Linked DNA regions of Mus musculus: region 2 is linked to region 1. The links are chromatin loops, found by intact Hi-C in ENCODE. Cell type or tissue: left cerebral cortex. All regions are shown on one strand. Each heading gives the region's core, and the rest is flanking DNA. Links, peaks and the distances in the headings are about the cores only. Region 1 holds the start of Gm17660 (predicted gene, 17660). Region 2 overlaps Mepe (matrix extracellular phosphoglycoprotein with ASARM motif (bone)).

What was found. Hi-C counts contacts between places; a loop is a spot of excess contacts. Peaks named below come from ENCODE experiments on the same cell type or tissue, not always from the same donor. Only the 100,000 strongest peaks of a DNase experiment are listed, where the experiment ranks them.
Region 2: a loop joins it to region 1, with 4 times the contacts of the local background. A loop is called at or near these places in 20 of 42 quality-filtered maps.

What each region holds. Positions count from the first base shown.
Region 1 is chr5:104,071,165-104,079,500 of GRCm38, forward strand. It overlaps Gm17660 (predicted gene, 17660), which reads right to left and starts at 6,444. Exons shown (of 10, transcript NM_001163772.1): 1 at 6,395-6,444; 2 at 5,353-5,423; 3 at 3,697-3,729; 4 at 3,541-3,609; 5 at 3,065-3,103; 6 at 2,374-2,400; 7 at 904-933; 8 at 809-820; 9 at 55-90. The coding sequence starts at 5,409. The coding sequence ends at 85. It overlaps Sparcl1 (SPARC-like 1), which reads right to left. Exons shown (of 11, transcript NM_010097.4): 11 at 7,944-8,336. In left cerebral cortex, for the core only: CTCF peaks have their summits at 3,444 (motif pointing left) and 5,325; DNase peaks (open chromatin) are centred at 1,334, 3,458, 4,484 and 5,282; H3K4me3 peaks cover 351 bases.
Region 2 is chr5:104,335,152-104,343,487 of GRCm38, forward strand. Mepe (matrix extracellular phosphoglycoprotein with ASARM motif (bone)) reads left to right here. Exons shown (of 3, transcript NM_053172.2): 3 at 1,923-3,460. The coding sequence ends at 3,170. Among named protein-coding and RNA genes, the nearest start is that of Mepe, 14 kb to the left of the region's middle. In left cerebral cortex, for the core only: CTCF peaks have their summits at 4,974 (motif pointing left) and 7,924; DNase peaks (open chromatin) are centred at 2,007, 4,049, 4,940, 5,244 and 1 more place; H3K4me3 peaks cover 212 bases.

The DNA.
Region 1 (8,336 bases), core at 229-8,228:
ATGTCTAATTTACATATTCATTGGTGAAAGATGTTTTTTGGAGATTGTACTCACTGTGCGAGCCTTCTGATGTAGTAGTGAAGCTTATCTCTGTTGAGGTAGACAGTACATTCATTTACTGTGAGGATCTGAGACATTTTCATTTCCTCTCCCACCTCCCCTCAGCCTCTCCCATCTTAGGATTCTTTTGTTGTTGATGTTGAAATACTGGTGTGATCGGGCGACTGGCTTTGTGCTTTGGTGATCTGTGAATGCCAAGAAACTGAAGCCCTAAGGATCTTGTATTAAATAGAAGGTAGTTTCTTCCACATGGTGTGTGGAGGCCTGACAGAGGGGAGTCTTCATAGTGGTAAATAAAAAGTATGAGTAATATTCCAGAGCAGTGAAACTTATTACTAGGAAGGCTGGTGGGTGAAAACACACTTTTCCCCCTTAAAATTGGGTTTGGGCATTGCCTTGAGGTCAGACCATGGCTGTGTTTGGTAATTTTACAGTAGGCTTTCCTCAGTCTGCTGCTGTGAGTTGTCCAGTCGCCGGAAGCAAGCCCAAGGTAAATGTAAGTACCTGAGAGTTCACGACCTAAGGTTGTGCTGATGTCTACAATCTTAAACCTTGTGAAACCTGCCTTGTGAAAAGATACTTACTGTTAGAGATGCAGAGATTCTGATCTTAAAGGTCTGGGAACTGAATTCATAACACCATGCACTGTGATTGGCTTAAGGCATTGGGTTGATTTAGAGGAGTTATTCTCCCCCTTCCCTGACAATGGATGTCACCTTTATCAATAGAACCAGAAATAAAATCTTACCCCAAGGAAGCCCTAGAAAAATAAGGGGAAAAAAAAAGTTAAATACTAACCAGAGTTCACTTAGTGACTTTGTTGTTTATGAAAATAAGATTTACCTGCAGTTGGTTCAAAATAGAAGTGATTAACTGTAAAAGAAGAAAGGGGTAAGTAGTCTCGGTGGGTTTGCCTTCCAATTTATATTCATCCTAGCACATGTGTCAGCGGAAATGTTTTGTACGTGAATGTTTCATTGGAAATCATACTTGATGTGTACAAGATTGAAGATAATTCAAATTCCTTTGATTTATGGAACTACTTTCCTCTACCTTCTCACTGCATTTACTGCATTTGAAAGTGAGAAAGCTGAAGACCCCCCCCCCCCCCCCCCCCCCCCCCCCCCCCCCCCCCCCCCGTCCACTTTGAGTAAGCGGCACTCTGGTTGGAGATGGGAATGTCCTGTTGAATGGTTTCCTGCTGCAAAGCTATGAATGGGGCTTTGTCTTGCTGATTTGCTTACACAGCTGTTCCACTGGAGATGTGTTGCTCTGCAGCTTCCTGTAGAGCTCAGCAGCTTCTTCAAGAGATTGGATTGGACTAATGGTGATCCATTATCCCCGTTATGTACAAAGCTGCCTGCCCCAGAACACTAGGAATAGTGAAACCAACCTCTGCGTTCTTATGTATAAGCAACATTCTGAGTACTGAGTGTGGGGGAGGGTGAGAAAGGGGTGAGGAGGGGAGGAGGGAGGGATATGGAGAGGGAAGAGAAGAGCGATTAGCTCCCTAAGTATTGTTGGGATCCTCTAAGAAGGCCCCTGGCAACTTGAGTGAGTCAGATTCTCTGAAGCGAGCACACATTCAGAGGTCAGGCAGGTCATTGCTGTCCATGCTGGCGAACTGAGCAAAGCCACGAAGCTGGATCAAGTCTACAGGTAACATGAAGATCTAGTTTCCCAGCACAGGATGCTGGGTGCCCCTGCAGCTGGGCTCCAACTGGAAGACCCACTTGGTGACGTTATAATCACCAGTAATCAGTCACAGAGAGAGAGGCAGAGAGAAAGACCCAGAGAGAGAGGCAGAGAGGCAGAGAGACAGAGAGACAGAGAGGTAGAGGCAGAGACAGATATCTTAGAAATTGAGACCAGCCCGGTCTACATATTAAGTTCTAGGCTACCAAGGACTATAGAGAGCTTGTCTCAAAAACAAACAAGCAAACCTCCTTTGGGGTTTAGATTTGATAAGGTTTCACATATTACACGCTGTGCCAATTCCTTAGTATTGGAATCTACCTTCTCTTCCTAAAGCACTTTATTCTGTTCCTCTAGGTTTTCTGACCCCTCGCTTTTTCACTTAACTCGCATCAGTAATAATGACCTTGTCTTGTCACGTTAGAACTGAGTGAATGGAAAGAACTCTTCTCGTACACTGGCCTTTGTTTTGGCCTTTGGATTTACCAGGTGCCCTGCCTGTGGGTCAAGATGAACTGAATCCGTGCAGTGGTTTCCAGAATGAACTGGCTCAGTTATATGCTATTAGATGCTGTATTCTTAAAGACCCCATAGATGGACAGAGCAGAATATATTTACCTCCAGAAGCTGATTAGGTGTCAGAACCTTGAATAAAAGAAAGAGAACAAACCAAGAGTTACAATTTAGCGGTTCAACTTAGAGTTACAACTTTGAATTAGCCTGGTAAATGGAAACATAGTTTTTTTTTTTTTTTGTTTTGTTTTGTTTTAATTAGGTCTTTTCCTCATTTACATTTTCAATGCTATCCCAAAGGTCCCCCATACCCACCCACCCCCCAGCCCCCTACCCACCCACTCCCCCTTTTTGGCCCTGGCGTTCCCCTGTACTGGGGCATATAAAGTTTGCAAGTCCAATGGGCCGGAAACATAGTTTTAAGACCCCCTAGCCTTCATTAATTCCTCTCACTGATAGTTTACAACCCCTCCCACACCTTTGGAAATGTGCACTCCACAGTGTGCCTTGTGGGAATCTCAGCACAGCGGGGGACATCTTGTGACGACAACCTGTGATGATAACTCACACATGCTCGCTGAGTTATACTTAGGGGAAACTGGTCAGGAAAGAGCCAATGGTTTCCTCTCACAGTTCCAATAGTATTTAAACATTGGATGATATGGTATAATACACAGCATAGCCACTTCAGCTCAGAGATATGAGGGAATTGTCCATTAAGTTCTTTAAATCAAACAAAGGTTATCAGCTTTAGTCATTTAAGTATCTTCTTAAGGGAGGTTTTAAGTACACATACCTGATTTGGATCAAAAGGGAAGGGAAAGGGAATCGGGATCTAGAAAAAAAAAAAAAGGAACGAAAGGGTGATTTGGAGTGAGACAAGTCATGCCTGTTTCCCTTGATGTTTTCTGTTCTTTATTCCCTTCAGCCTCTTGGTGTTCGGTGTGCGTGCGCTGAATAGGTTTATACCTCTAGACCGCTGTCCTCACAGAGCTCTGGGTCGGATATGCTATTTTCCTTTTAGAAGCTGTAATTATTTTTGCTTGATTGATTATACTAAGTGCCCAGGGATTGGCCTTGTGTCCAGTGTTCATTTTTTTTTTTTAAGCCAATATCTCCCGTGTTCTCTGCACGGGTGCACCTTCCGCTCGCGGCTGCCCTCTGCTGGTGGGAAGGAAGAGCTTCCACCATACACCATGGATTTCTTTTCCTTGGAAAGTGTGATAACCATCGCCCAGCTGATGGACTTGAGACTCCCAACACCCGACTTACCAGAGGAGCCTGCGGAAGGGGAAACGGAGGGAAGAAAGGCAGGATTTGTGGTGCGTACAAGTTAAATCTCTGTAAACAGAAACACAGCGTGAGCCGTTCCGATTGCGAACTTGACAGCTTTTAAGTGGCGAATGTGCCGTTTGAAGTACAGTGTACCTGTTCACTGGAACTTCCTCCGGATTGTCCAAGCTTGAAGACAAGAAAAGCAACACGGTGAAGCAGCTGGAAGCTGTATCCGTTATCCAGCAAGTCGTTTTATTTTACATGAGAACAGCCTAAAAGTGTCCTGTGGGGCATTCTGCCTACAGCCTTGCATCCACGTCTGAAGTAAGCTTCATATTTAACAGGGAAATGCTGAGTTGATTTTTGTTCAATGACTTACAATGCCACTCATTTCTTGGCTTTAAAATTTTACTCCCAAAAGTTCTTATGATTACACACCATATGTTGGCAAGGTATACATGCCTTACACTGGTATATTTAGCATCAGTACGGCTCTAGACTTGCTTTCGGTATAAAGAAGTTCAAAGTGGTGGGAGTATGAGTCTGAACTTAAATTCTGTCGTCTCCCTATAACCTCTGAATAATCTCTCATTCCTTTGAAAGTCCCCTTGTTGCAAAAATGTGCATGGGAGAGGGTTTTATGCTTAACTGGTGCTGGACACTATCTACAATAAATGTAAGTTGTCCCTACGGGTCTCACTTATTACAGATGCGGAGAGTGTGACTGTAGTCAGTGCACAACGAAAGGTTCAGCTGGTGGTGTTTTATCGCTAGGTCTTATGTGTTCAAAGTGGTGTCATAAAATGCACCATTATTTCACGGAGCAGAGCAAGTGTTGCTGTTAAGTGGTCATGACGCGCTGCCACGCCGTGGGTGAGACAATAAGTGTTTCAGAGATGCTCACAGTTAAAGAAATCACAGACTGGAACATAGTGAAGTGTGTATGCTGCAACAGTCTCATTAGCACAGAGTTCCTATAGAAACAAGCAGCGTCTCTCATTTGGTAGGTAGGACGGTAATGCTTGTCTGGGCTGGGGATGTAACTGGGCAAGAGAGAAAATGCCCTGAATGTGCAGTGCCCTGCGTTTGAGCTCCAGCTCTACCAAGAGTGTATTCCACCAACAGTTCTTATTAATGGTGCAAGGAGAGACGCTGATCTAATACAATATCTGGGCACACTGCACTAGGGCATAGGTTGTTATCCAAACCTCTTTTTCCAAGATGGTTCAGAAAAGACATCCAAATGTACTACTATAATGAGTTGTCATGCTCCTGAGCTGTGTATCTCAGACATAACTTTGTTTACTATTAGCTTAGAACTAGTGCGAGTAGTCTTAAATATTCCTCTTTGTAAAATCAAGTCTGACAGGTCAAGTTGGGCATCTTTGCGAGAAGCCTTTACGCTGGATGATGTAGGGCAGAATAAAGAAAGCTCAGCTCGACTGCTAACTTCCCACCTGAGTCCCTGTAGAGTACTTGTTTTATATTGCTAAAAGCTTTCTGTTGCAAGTAGGATTTTTAAGTGTTTTAGAACCATTTTTAATCATTTATACACTCTGGACTTGTTCTGACTCATTTGACAGGGAAAGCATGAGTTAGTTCCTGCCTAAGGTCCACCCATGTAGCAACTGTCTGCAGAAGCTGAGCTTTGACACACAGAGCCTTAGACCCGGGGAGATTATGGACCCCGGACCCCGACACATTCCCAAAATCCACTTTCCTCTCCTGCCAACTGTAAAGATACTTCCTAGCCCAGAAATCTGAAGGCTTTCCCTGTGGTGGCTGAGGGAAGCGCCGCCATGTACTTACAGGGATTGGCAGAGCAGCTGCAGCGCTCAGCAGGGCGGCCAGGAGGAAAAGCTGCATTCTGAAGGGAGGATCTGGAGGTGAAGGACTAGGTGAGCGGCTAGTTTCCTTCCTCACCCTGTTTCCATAGTGAACGGATGATTGAGGTAGACATGTGACAGTGGTCAGGCGAAATCCTGCCTGTACACTTGCATTTTTTTATTTTTAAGCTTGGAAAACCTACAAAGCTTTTAGATTAGACATTCTCTGGCTTGCTATATCACCTGGCATCCCACCCACACTCCCCCACCCCCTCCTTACACCTTCTAGTTCTGCCTACATCCAGCTGTGCTGCCCTTGAAGTGACTTGAGACTGTGATCTGTGCAGATCTTTTGACTTTACTGCTCCTGTGAGGATGTGGCCATCACGGCTAAAAGGTGAGAACAATTTTTACAGAATGCACAGAAAAAGTGTGTGCCTTCGTTAGACTGACCAGTCCGTATGCCCTGGGTGCTGTTGACAATTACAGTCCTTTAGGAAGGAAATCATCTGAGAAAAATTTGCAAGGCATAGTAGGGTGATAAGAATAAAGATAACATGAGTAAACTCGATAAAGCCACTGAAGGAGGTCTGTTCTGCCCTTTGGAACCAACATTTCTGAAGTAAACCTTAACGCTTGTAAAATCATATTTATTTAGAATTAACTTACCCACTGCAATTTTAAGCTACATCGCTGTACTATGGAGTTTGGTTACGAAAGAACGGCTTCACCATATTTTTATAAAGACTGGTCCCCGACATTTGAGGCAAGTTCTATCCATCTACGGATTATCTACCAGCTGCTGCGACCGACATACTTAAGCTTAACTCAGGCTGAGTTTGTGCCATTTTCATTGGGCTTGGACTTCCTTTCCTGTCTCATGCTTTTCCTTGACTGATTTTCAGGATCCAACCTCAAAAATTCCTTTCTTATTTTAGTAAGTGGACATGGTGGATCATTGAGCTACTCAACCCAAGAATATCCCACATACTTTGGACAGTAATAAATTATATCGCTTTAATTACCTGTGTTTCAAATGGTCCTTGGAGCGACAGATTCGGGAAGCAGTGTGGACTGACATCCCGCCATCTAGCTAGTATTTAAGCTGTATCACTAATGCCTACATGGTCATGGGCAATGTGACTCACCAATTCAATGCTGAACCGAGCAATTGGCTTCAGACCAGGAACTCAGCTTCCTCAAAGATCACAATTATAGAGATAGACTTAAAGACTGATTACTAAGAAGATGGCTTCATCTCCTTGGCTGGGATCAGAGCAATTCTTTATCATAGCCAACTGATTATTAAAAGCTAGCCGCCATGAACACGAATGTGCTTCTGTGACCTGTCTTCTAGGTCTGGATGTGGAGTTCTTAGGTTTGTGTAAGATTTGAACATCTCCGTTCTTAGGATTTTCATTTGAAAAATGAAAATGATTTTCGCATAATTTTTAAAAGTAAATGTTCATACGGCATCCTTGACAATATTAAAATCAGTTTTCCTTATTTTTGAAGCATTTTTACAAAGTTGCCTGAGAGTGAAACAAAATTTAGGTCTTAGTGACATGTTGGTATAATTATAAAGTGTAGTTTCTAAAACTTAGCTTCTAAAGATGGATTCTAATTAAGAAACTTTGGTAAATGTGGTCTGAAGCTTAGAATTAATTTCCTATTTGGTAAAATAAATAGATTTTGGCTAGTCAAGTTGAACCTAACTATCTAGAAAGGACAATGGTTTGGTGTGGTTTTAGTTAAAGAACAAGTGACTTATTGGTCTCATAAAATATAAAAACGACTGAAGATATTTGTATTGATAGCTTCGATTTCAATAGAAAAACTACATTATAAACATTATAAAAGCAGAATAAAATGGATTCGAGGAACTTTTGGTGCCTTGATTCAGTTATTGGAATACCATATGGTGCTTTTATAATTATATAATATATAGTATATAATGTATATTTATATTATATATTAGTATATAATATATTATGTATAATATATTCATATTAAATATAAATAATTAATATATAAGTATGTCATTATAATTATATAATTGTACTTTTATACCCACATTTGTAGCATAACAGGAAAGCCCAACTAGAAGCACACATTTCTAAGCCACAATCGGGCCTCAGGCGTACTGCTGCTCTCTCACAGTGGTGGCCGTCATGGCCACCCCACAGTTCCTTGTCTCTCCCTTTCACTTTGAGAAGTGAAATACAGGGAGTTTTCAGATCTCTGTCTTTCCGACACACATGCCCTACTGCACAGAGTTTTGAATTGGTTGGAAAAAGCAGTGTAGAATCACCTACATTTTAAACTGAACTTGGCTAACAAGCAATTGAATTCAACTCATTCCCCTTTCTCCCCATGACATCTTACATAGTGACAAAGCACATTCACAATTTGTAACAATGCATTTGCCACAGAAAACACCTCTATCTTTCCTTTAAAAGCACTTTTTATTTTCACTAGTAAGCAAGCACAGTTCTGTTTTATGCTCTAATGTAAGCCCTGGGCTGGTCTTTTACATTTGACTGTTTAAAAACCGGAAATAATCTTGAGGAGACATTTGAGGTTTTATAGATTTTTTATTAGGACATCAAGACACTGAAAAGGAGGCATATTTATCTCAAAAGAGCAGTATCTCACTTCCTCAGCATGCATAAGGTATTATGGACAATATGAACATTGTTTTTTTAATAGTTTATAATTATCAATTATAAACGCAGATGCACAGAGTGACATTGCCATGGTGGCTAACTGTCCCCAGACAGGACAGTCTTTTATAGACATTGACTCTACTTAATTTTAAAGTTTCATTTCCTAAGTTAATATTAAGTGCCTGGCTCATATATATATCACCAAGAAGTAATTACTACCATTGTCTTCTCTCACATGCAAACAAATGTTTTGCTACATATGAATGTATAGTGTCATGGCTGCTCGTATTTCTGAAGCGGT
Region 2 (8,336 bases), core at 118-8,117, 260 kb after region 1:
CATACATGCCCAACGCAAGCTTTCTGAAGCTTGATGACTTAAACTAAGTCAAGTATTTAGAATATTTTCTGGTCAAAAGTAAATCAGTCCAGATCCTTTTTTTTTTTTTCTTCTCATAACAAAATCCTATTTTCAGAATAGGCTTGGGGCTATAAAAGATCGTGTGTAGTGGTATCATCCTTCCCATGTGAAATTCATTAATAATTGTATTTTACAATGAAAACAAATGGAGAATTTTGGGAGATTTTGGAGACTTCATACTAACAAGTTCTCCCAGACTAAAAGGGACTTCCTCAAATTACCCTTACCTGCAGTTCAAGCGTCTGCAGAGGCAACAGTCTTAAAGCTCCCAACACTTAATTGGGTGCATTTTAAGGCAGAGGATGCCCAGTAAGATGGCTCAGAAATGGCTGCCACCCCAGTCAACCTGAGCTCTGCCACCAGAGCTGACATGGTGGAAGGGGAGTTCAGACACTCACAAGTTATTCTCTAACACTGATACACGGGTATGACACACTCAGGTACTCCCCACGCTGCAACGCAGGCACGCATGCACACATGCGAGACACACACACACAGTATTCTTAATTAGAGACTGGGGGACATCAAAACCCCATTTTAGGTCACATTCGATCAGAGGCCACAGGTTGCAGAACACAGTCAAGAACGAGTCCACAATTCCCTGCCACTACACACAATTCAATAACTTCTAGAGACTGGAAGGACAGCTGTGAGTCCTATGAGGAAATGAGTCTCTTATCACTATCTGGGGAAGCAAGCTAGCATTCCACCAAAGGCAGGCACCACACAGCCTTGCACAAACGGTAGCTGCTATCATTTATATAGAACTTGGTTAGTGAGAGATCTGTGCTAGATACCTTACCTGCATTGTATCTCTTAACATGAGTATATCTTTTTTAAATCCCAAAATGTGTTTATTTTCTTATTTTATAATGAAAAATTTGATGCCCAAAGAAGCAAAGTAGCATCCCCGGGTCACGTGCTTCCCGGGTCACGTGCTTCCCTGGGTCACATGTCTCCCCAGCTCATCCAGTCCAAAGAGGGATGGCAGCTGCTGAGATACCTGAGCCCTCCTATAGCACAGTTACTTCAGCCTGCACTGGAGTGAGAGATTGGGACCATTTGGGGGCTGGAGAGATGATTCAATAGCCAAGACACTTACTTCTCTCCCAGAGGATCAGGGTTTGTTTTTGTGCACTCACAGGGCAGCTCACATGTGCATCTGACACACACGGTGCCCAGACGTATTAAATATTTTGTCGGTTATCTCATCTGATGCAGTTCACCATGGCCCCCACACTCCTGATCAGCGTCTTTGTGATCTTCCTCACCTCCCAAAGGTGTAAGCTTCCAGCTGAATCCTCTTTTGCTCCGTATAGACGCTTTCATCTATTCTTATTTTTAGTTATCATAACCAAGATGTTAACAAGCTCAAGGGAAGCGCGCCTGTTGAAGCGTGTCAAAAATACATTGGTCCTACCACTTAGTCTTAAAAGATTCACATTGTTTTGCTTCTGAGTATTTGACTCTTACCTTCCCATCAAATCTACCTCAGTCTTACTCTTCCATGAAAGCTGCATAGCTCCTTCCATCCCTATTGAGTTGTAGACTTTACATTAAATATATTTTATACATTAAATATAATTTATATATATAATAGGTTTTAATACTTCTTATGAATTATAGGGTTTTTTAAACTTAACATAAAATAATCACTTTACGCTCTTTTTTTTTACTTTATCTAAAAGGAAAGTAAGTATTGCCTTTCACCATTTTGATCATGAGTCAACTCTGAAAGAAATCATTACCCAGAAAACAAAAGAGAGAGAAAGACTTGTCTAGTTTGAAACCAATGAATATAACCAAGTAGTAAAACTCCAAATCTTTCTGTAAATCCACAGATGCCGAATGAAGACAGGAGCAGCTGCGGCAATCAAGACAGCATTCACAAGGACTTGGCAGCATCTGTGTATCCTGATCCCACGGTGGATGAAGGCACAGAGGATGGGCAAGGTGCTCTCCTTCACCCGCCTGGCCAGGACAGGTATGGTGCTGCCCTCCTCAGAAATATCACGCAGCCTGTAAAGAGTCTAGTGACTGGGGCCGAACTACGGAGGGAAGGAAACCAGGAGAAGAGACCTCAGAGTGTTCTAAGCGTAATTCCAGCAGATGTCAATGATGCTAAAGTCTCCTTAAAAGACATAAAGAATCAAGAGAGTTATCTGCTAACCCAGAGCAGCCCGGTCAAAAGCAAACACACCAAACACACCCGCCAGACCCGACGGAGCACTCACTACCTGACACATCTCCCACAGATCAAGAAGACTCCCAGTGACCTTGAAGGCAGTGGCTCCCCAGATCTTCTAGTGAGGGGAGATAATGATGTCCCCCCTTTCAGTGGAGATGGGCAACATTTTATGCACATTCCTGGCAAAGGAGGTGCTGGGTCTGGTCCTGAAAGCTCAACTAGTCGCCCCCTCTCAGGCTCCAGCAAAGCTGAAGTTATTGACCCACATATGAGTGGACTAGGCTCTAATGAGATCCCGGGGAGAGAAGGACATGGTGGCAGTGCCTATGCAACCAGAGACAAAGCTGCACAGGGGGCAGGCTCTGCAGGTGGGAGCCTTGTGGGGGGCAGCAATGAAATCACAGGCAGCACCAATTTCAGGGAACTCCCCGGAAAAGAAGGAAACAGAATTAATGCCGGCAGCCAAAATGCTCATCAAGGGAAAGTAGAATTTCACTATCCACAAGTGGCCTCGAGAGAAAAGGTAAAGGGGGGCGTGGAGCATGCAGGGAGAGCTGGTTACAACGAAATCCCCAAGAGCAGCAAAGGTAGCTCTAGCAAAGATGCAGAAGAGTCCAAAGGGAACCAATTAACCTTGACTGCAAGCCAAAGATTTCCAGGTAAAGGCAAAAGCCAGGGCCCTGCTCTGCCCTCTCACAGTCTTAGTAATGAGGTTAAAAGTGAAGAAAACCATTATGTGTTCCATGGACAAAATAATCTTACACCGAATAAAGGGATGTCACAGCGGAGAGGCTCCTGGCCTTCGAGAAGACCCAATTCCCACAGGCGCGCTAGCACCCGCCAAAGAGACAGCAGCGAGTCGTCATCCAGTGGGAGTTCTAGTGAGAGTCATGGTGACTAGTCCCTGGGATTGAACCAGTCCCCTGCTCTAGTCCTGGAGGAAGAGAGGGCACAGCAGGAACTGAGCAAGCCAACAGACCTGGTCCCCTCCAGGACATTGTGCTATTTTAATGGTGGTTATAAGAATTTCTACTCAAAGTTCTAATGCTTTTTTCAATAAAAACTTTCATAAGAATTTGTATAATAGGTAATATTTGGACAGGCGACACATTAAAATAGTCTGTGAATGTCACAAGTGCCTTGATACGTCATCATTTGCTCTTCAGACATGAAAATAAATATGCTTGCTCTATGGTGGTGTGTAATTACATGATCTACAGGCAACTGACTGTTGGTGGTATGGGAAGAATTAAGAGATAACAAGGTTAGTCCGCCTACAGCAAAGAGGTAAGGTGTGTGGACCGAATCCCCTGGACAAAGCTTGAAAGCGTCACTCTGATCTGGGATTTCATGGCCTGTCAGTGATCTTTCCTCTGTCTGCATTTACTGTGTCCTATGAGGCAAGTTTAATTACTGAAGCAAATCAAATGTTAATCACATTTTGCTGGTTCTTTCTTCATTTAGAGAGGAGAATAGGATGTAGGAAGTGTTGTGGGGGATGGGGAGACAGTCAAAATCTGGTTCAATATAATATTCACTGAACTCTCCCAAAGTATCCCTGGTTCTATTTCTGTTTAGCATTAATGTTTTCCTCCCAAGATGGTCTGACGATGAGACTGCTGTCTGCTGCTGAGGAAAGCTTTTGTCTCGCGGCAAGAGAAAACTTGTACCTGGCTAGTGCTCCGTTCCTCTTTTCTTGTGCCTTCTCCTTGGCTTAGCATGGGCCTTCTGTCTGGGTGTGCAGTAGCCAACATGTGGCCATGAGGGAGAAACAGAGTGAGTGGGAGCCACTGAGTCAGCTCTGTCACAAGTGCCTTGATACGTTATTTCCTGCTCTGAGCATCTTGTCTGCCAGAAAACCAGCTCTCCCTATGTCAGACATTGATGTAGTATTGTCCCTGATGCCTGCTTTAAAGTCATCACTAATACACTCTTCCATTCTAACATCTCTCCTAAATGAGGAGCATCAAGGGAAGGGATGCCAAGGAGGGATGGAGCCAACATAAAGGAATGTGGGTATTTTTTTTCTCCTGTCCCTTTAGACTCTCAAACAGCAGACACCCTAACCAGCATGTTTGGTGCAGCATCTGCGTTTTGATTCCTCGTACTCTCTCTGTTTTAATAAAAAATTAATTTTGACCACCACCTCCACAAAGCACTCTGAAGGCAATTAAGTAAAGGAATTAAAGCTGAATTTAAATTGTAATTGAATAAGTTGAAAACAGCTCAGCATCTTTTACACAGGAACGGTCTGAGCACATGGAAACTCTTGAGATGGCAAGAGAAAGCTAAGTCGGTGGAGAAAGCAGATGCTGTCTTAGGTCCAGGTCCTGACTTCTCTGTTTTCTAGGGGACAGTTCCCTTGTTAGAGTGTTCCCCCTTCCCCATGTTTGAGCACACATGAACAGCCCTTCAAGGCACCTGCAAGGGTTATATCTGCTGCCTTGTAAGGGAACTGGAACGCCTTCACAATGTGCTGTTCTTAAATACACACGTGTACAGATCCAGTCCTGCAGAAGCCCACAGGACCCTCCCCCATCAGACAGGCTGCTCGTTCTCTCCGCTCTCGTGTTTCAGCAGGACCATCCTCACTGAAAAGTAACCTTGCATGGTCTCCAAAACGGACAGGTTTAGCCTCTCCTAGTTGCCTTTCAAAGGATGAGGAACATAGATACAGCCTGCCACCTTGTGCCCAACAAGAAGAACTGCCCATTCCCGGGAGAATCAGGGGTCTACCGTTTTATTTGCCTGCGGACAGTGCACTTCCTCCAAGCCACGTGCCTGGGTTTCTCCGAAAAATCAGGGAAGACTACCTGATACTGTTTAGCTTAACAAAACCCACAAAATGAGCACAATTTACAAAATTCTGTGAAGATTAAAAGGGAAGAAATACTCATGAGCTACTAAGTGGATAATGTAACTAAAGAGAAAGGTGATCAAGAATAAAGCATCAGACTTGGGGATAGCTTAGTAGATAAAGTGTCTACTGCTCATGCGTGAGGACCTGAGTTACCTTAGCAATGAGTGGGTGGAGTCAAAACAAGTGAATCCGCAGAGCTCATTTATTGATGGGATTTATTGATGAGCTAGATTTATTGATGAGCTCCAAGTTCAGTGGGAGACTTTGTATCAAAAATAGAAGATGGAGAACAACAGTGCAAGATATCTGAAGCTAATCTTTGGCCTACTCACACACACACCGTGTACATGCACACCCTTGCTGATACACACGTACACTCTTAAGTACCTGTACAGACATCACATAGATGTGTGCTTGTGCGCATGCGCATGGGTATACACACACACACACACACACACACACACACACACACACACACAGAGGAGGGGAGAGAGAGGGAGAGGGAGAGGGAGAGGGAGAGGGAGAGGGAGAGGGAGAGGGAGAGGGAGAGGGAGAGGGAGAGGGAGAGGGAGAGGGAGAGGGAGAGGGAGAGGGAGAGGGAGAGGGAGAGGGAGAGGGAGAGGGGTCAGAGGTGCCTAGTTCAATACTAAAAAGCCATAAAGGAGTTCCTTTAAAAACATGTAGACAGACCTCTACTGGTAAATAAGAACTTTGAAGTTGGTGGCTTTAGATTGTAGAGCATGCATTTTAGAGTTTAAGAAAGATCACTTCAGTTAGAGGACGGGGAGGCAGCAGTGATGAGCAGGGCGCTTCAGAGAGCAAGACAGAGGGAGACTCATGCTTATCATAGATACAAGGGCACTGGACAGGAGCGGCCAGGAACTGCAAGTGGGCCCCACCACTCAATAGACAGTGCTTTAAAGCATGAGGTAGTTGATTGTATTTGTCCCATGCTTAGAAATGTGGCTGTTGGCTATATTTGAATTTTCACAGTTTAAGTTGCTAATGGATTAGTAACAAAAGTTAAATTATCTTAATTTAAGCTTATTTGCTTAGGACAATGAGGCAGAGGGAGTCTGGAAGCTGTGGGTGTTGTGTTATATTAAATCAAGCAGTCATTTTGCAGTGTTGCTTCTGATGGGGGTGGTCTGGCACCAGTCTTGGAATAGCATGTATGATATAAGGTCGTGAATAGAGAATCTGCTGTTTTGATTGTAACAAGTTCCTCAAGTGATTATGATTATATTTGAATGAGTATATTCCAAATTTAAAATTACTGCCTTGGGTGTCTTTTCCAGTGACTATGAAATCACTTTTCTGGGTCTCCCATGGCCCACGGACAATCAAGACTTCTTACTAATTTGATTCTGTGGGCATAGTTCCATCTCTGATGAAAATAGCTGATCTTTATAGATATTTCACAGCAAGAAATAATAAAAAAGAATCAAGGCTCTTGGGCAGCAGCCATCGTTGGAAGTGTATGTGTCTCTACCCTAGCTCACAATTCTGTGCACAACGACCTGCTAGCTATCAAGCGTGAGTGTTGCTGGCCTTGTACTGAATGGTCGATTAGACAGGATATCCCAAATTGCTCAACACCATGTGTCTCTGTGAAAGACAGAAGGGAATGTGAGGAGAAGTCAGGAGGGAACTAAGGTGGCGCTCACTCTTGTAAAGGAGCAAGAGTTATGCATGCCGATGACAGTGGCATCTCCTGCTTCACATTGCTCAAAGCTCCGAGTGCTGACAAGAACTACTTACTGTGATAAGAAACTTTAGTCAGTACAATTTTTCATAGTGTTCCTTGAGTGTGTGGGACTCCTCTGTCTTGGTCCTTGGTTAATGTTGAAGCTCGCTAGTCCACAAGAGTCCAGATTATCAAACACTATGAGCCCTTCTCAGGCATGGGTCCCAGTCACAGCCAGACTTCAAAGCAAGCAACAGGTGGAATGAAGATGGAGTGTCCCCGTGTGAATGCTCCCTTGCTCCCCACGACCACAGGCAACCACCGCAAACAAGCCCCTCTCCAACTCTTGGAGGTGGCACAAGGTTTGCTCAGAGCACCCAAGTGAATGAAGTGTCTTCATTATTTCAGCTCACTCTTGCTTGTTAAGCTATGACTTACTAAAAAGCTTAGAAAACAAGCCTTTGGTCTGCTGGTATGGATTTATTTTATGAAATAATATCTCTGACCACAAAAGTAGAATTCTAAAAGTAAATATATAAAAGCAGTAAAGTAAATAAAATAAAAAGTAAATATACATAAATAGTAGAATAAAGTTTAAAAGGTAAATATATAATAAGTAAAATTAGAAAAATTAGAAAAATGCAAAGGAAAAACTGTATTTTACTGTTTTATAGTCCTTTGTCTACAGAATTCTTACATGTCTTGTAAGAAAACAACAGCAAACTTTCTACTCCTCTTGGCATCCTCTAATCTTACTTTATCTCAGAAAATGTTTTATACTAATGGCTTTGTCCAGCAATGGGTTGAGATGTAAGTATCATAAGCCAAGCTATTACTCAGTGATTCACACGCATCCTGATTGATGCTGTTTTCAGCCTACAGCCTGAGGCTCACCATGCCCCATGGACCATCTGTTGCAGAAATCTACCCCCAAGACGGTCCTTGCCTCTTACTCAGACCCCTCCAGGTAAATCCCCTGAAGCTCTCAGGTTCAAAACAAAACAAAACAAAACAACCCCAAGCCTTCCGTGCTCCCACAATAAGCTTCTGATTCCTTGGTCATGCTAGGGATCTATAATTAGGGTCGGTGTCCAGGCGATGGCAGTGTGCAGCTGCCCCGAGAACAGTTCCAAAGAGCTCTAAAGCTGACAGCCAGGGATTGATCAGGAGGTGGCAAACACTCACTTCTCAACAAGTGTTTTGAAATACACTGAGAGTTTTATTCTCATTTTCAATTAAATCTGGAAATTATCTCACTATAGAAAATTCGTTTTTAAAACTTTAAGCACATGCATCCCCAGATACTGGTTCTCCCTCCCTCGGTTGTTCCTTGGTTGCTGTAACTCTTCATCTAAGGGTTGGGTCGTGTGATGTCCCCCTTCCATGTCGGCATGTCCGCTGGTGCTGCCGTTGTTCATGGTTTGTTTAGGCTGCCATACTGTTGCAGTTTCCTGGCCGTAGCTTTCCAATCAGGTGCAGATGTCACAGTCCCACGACGGAATTCCTGGTCTTCTTCCACC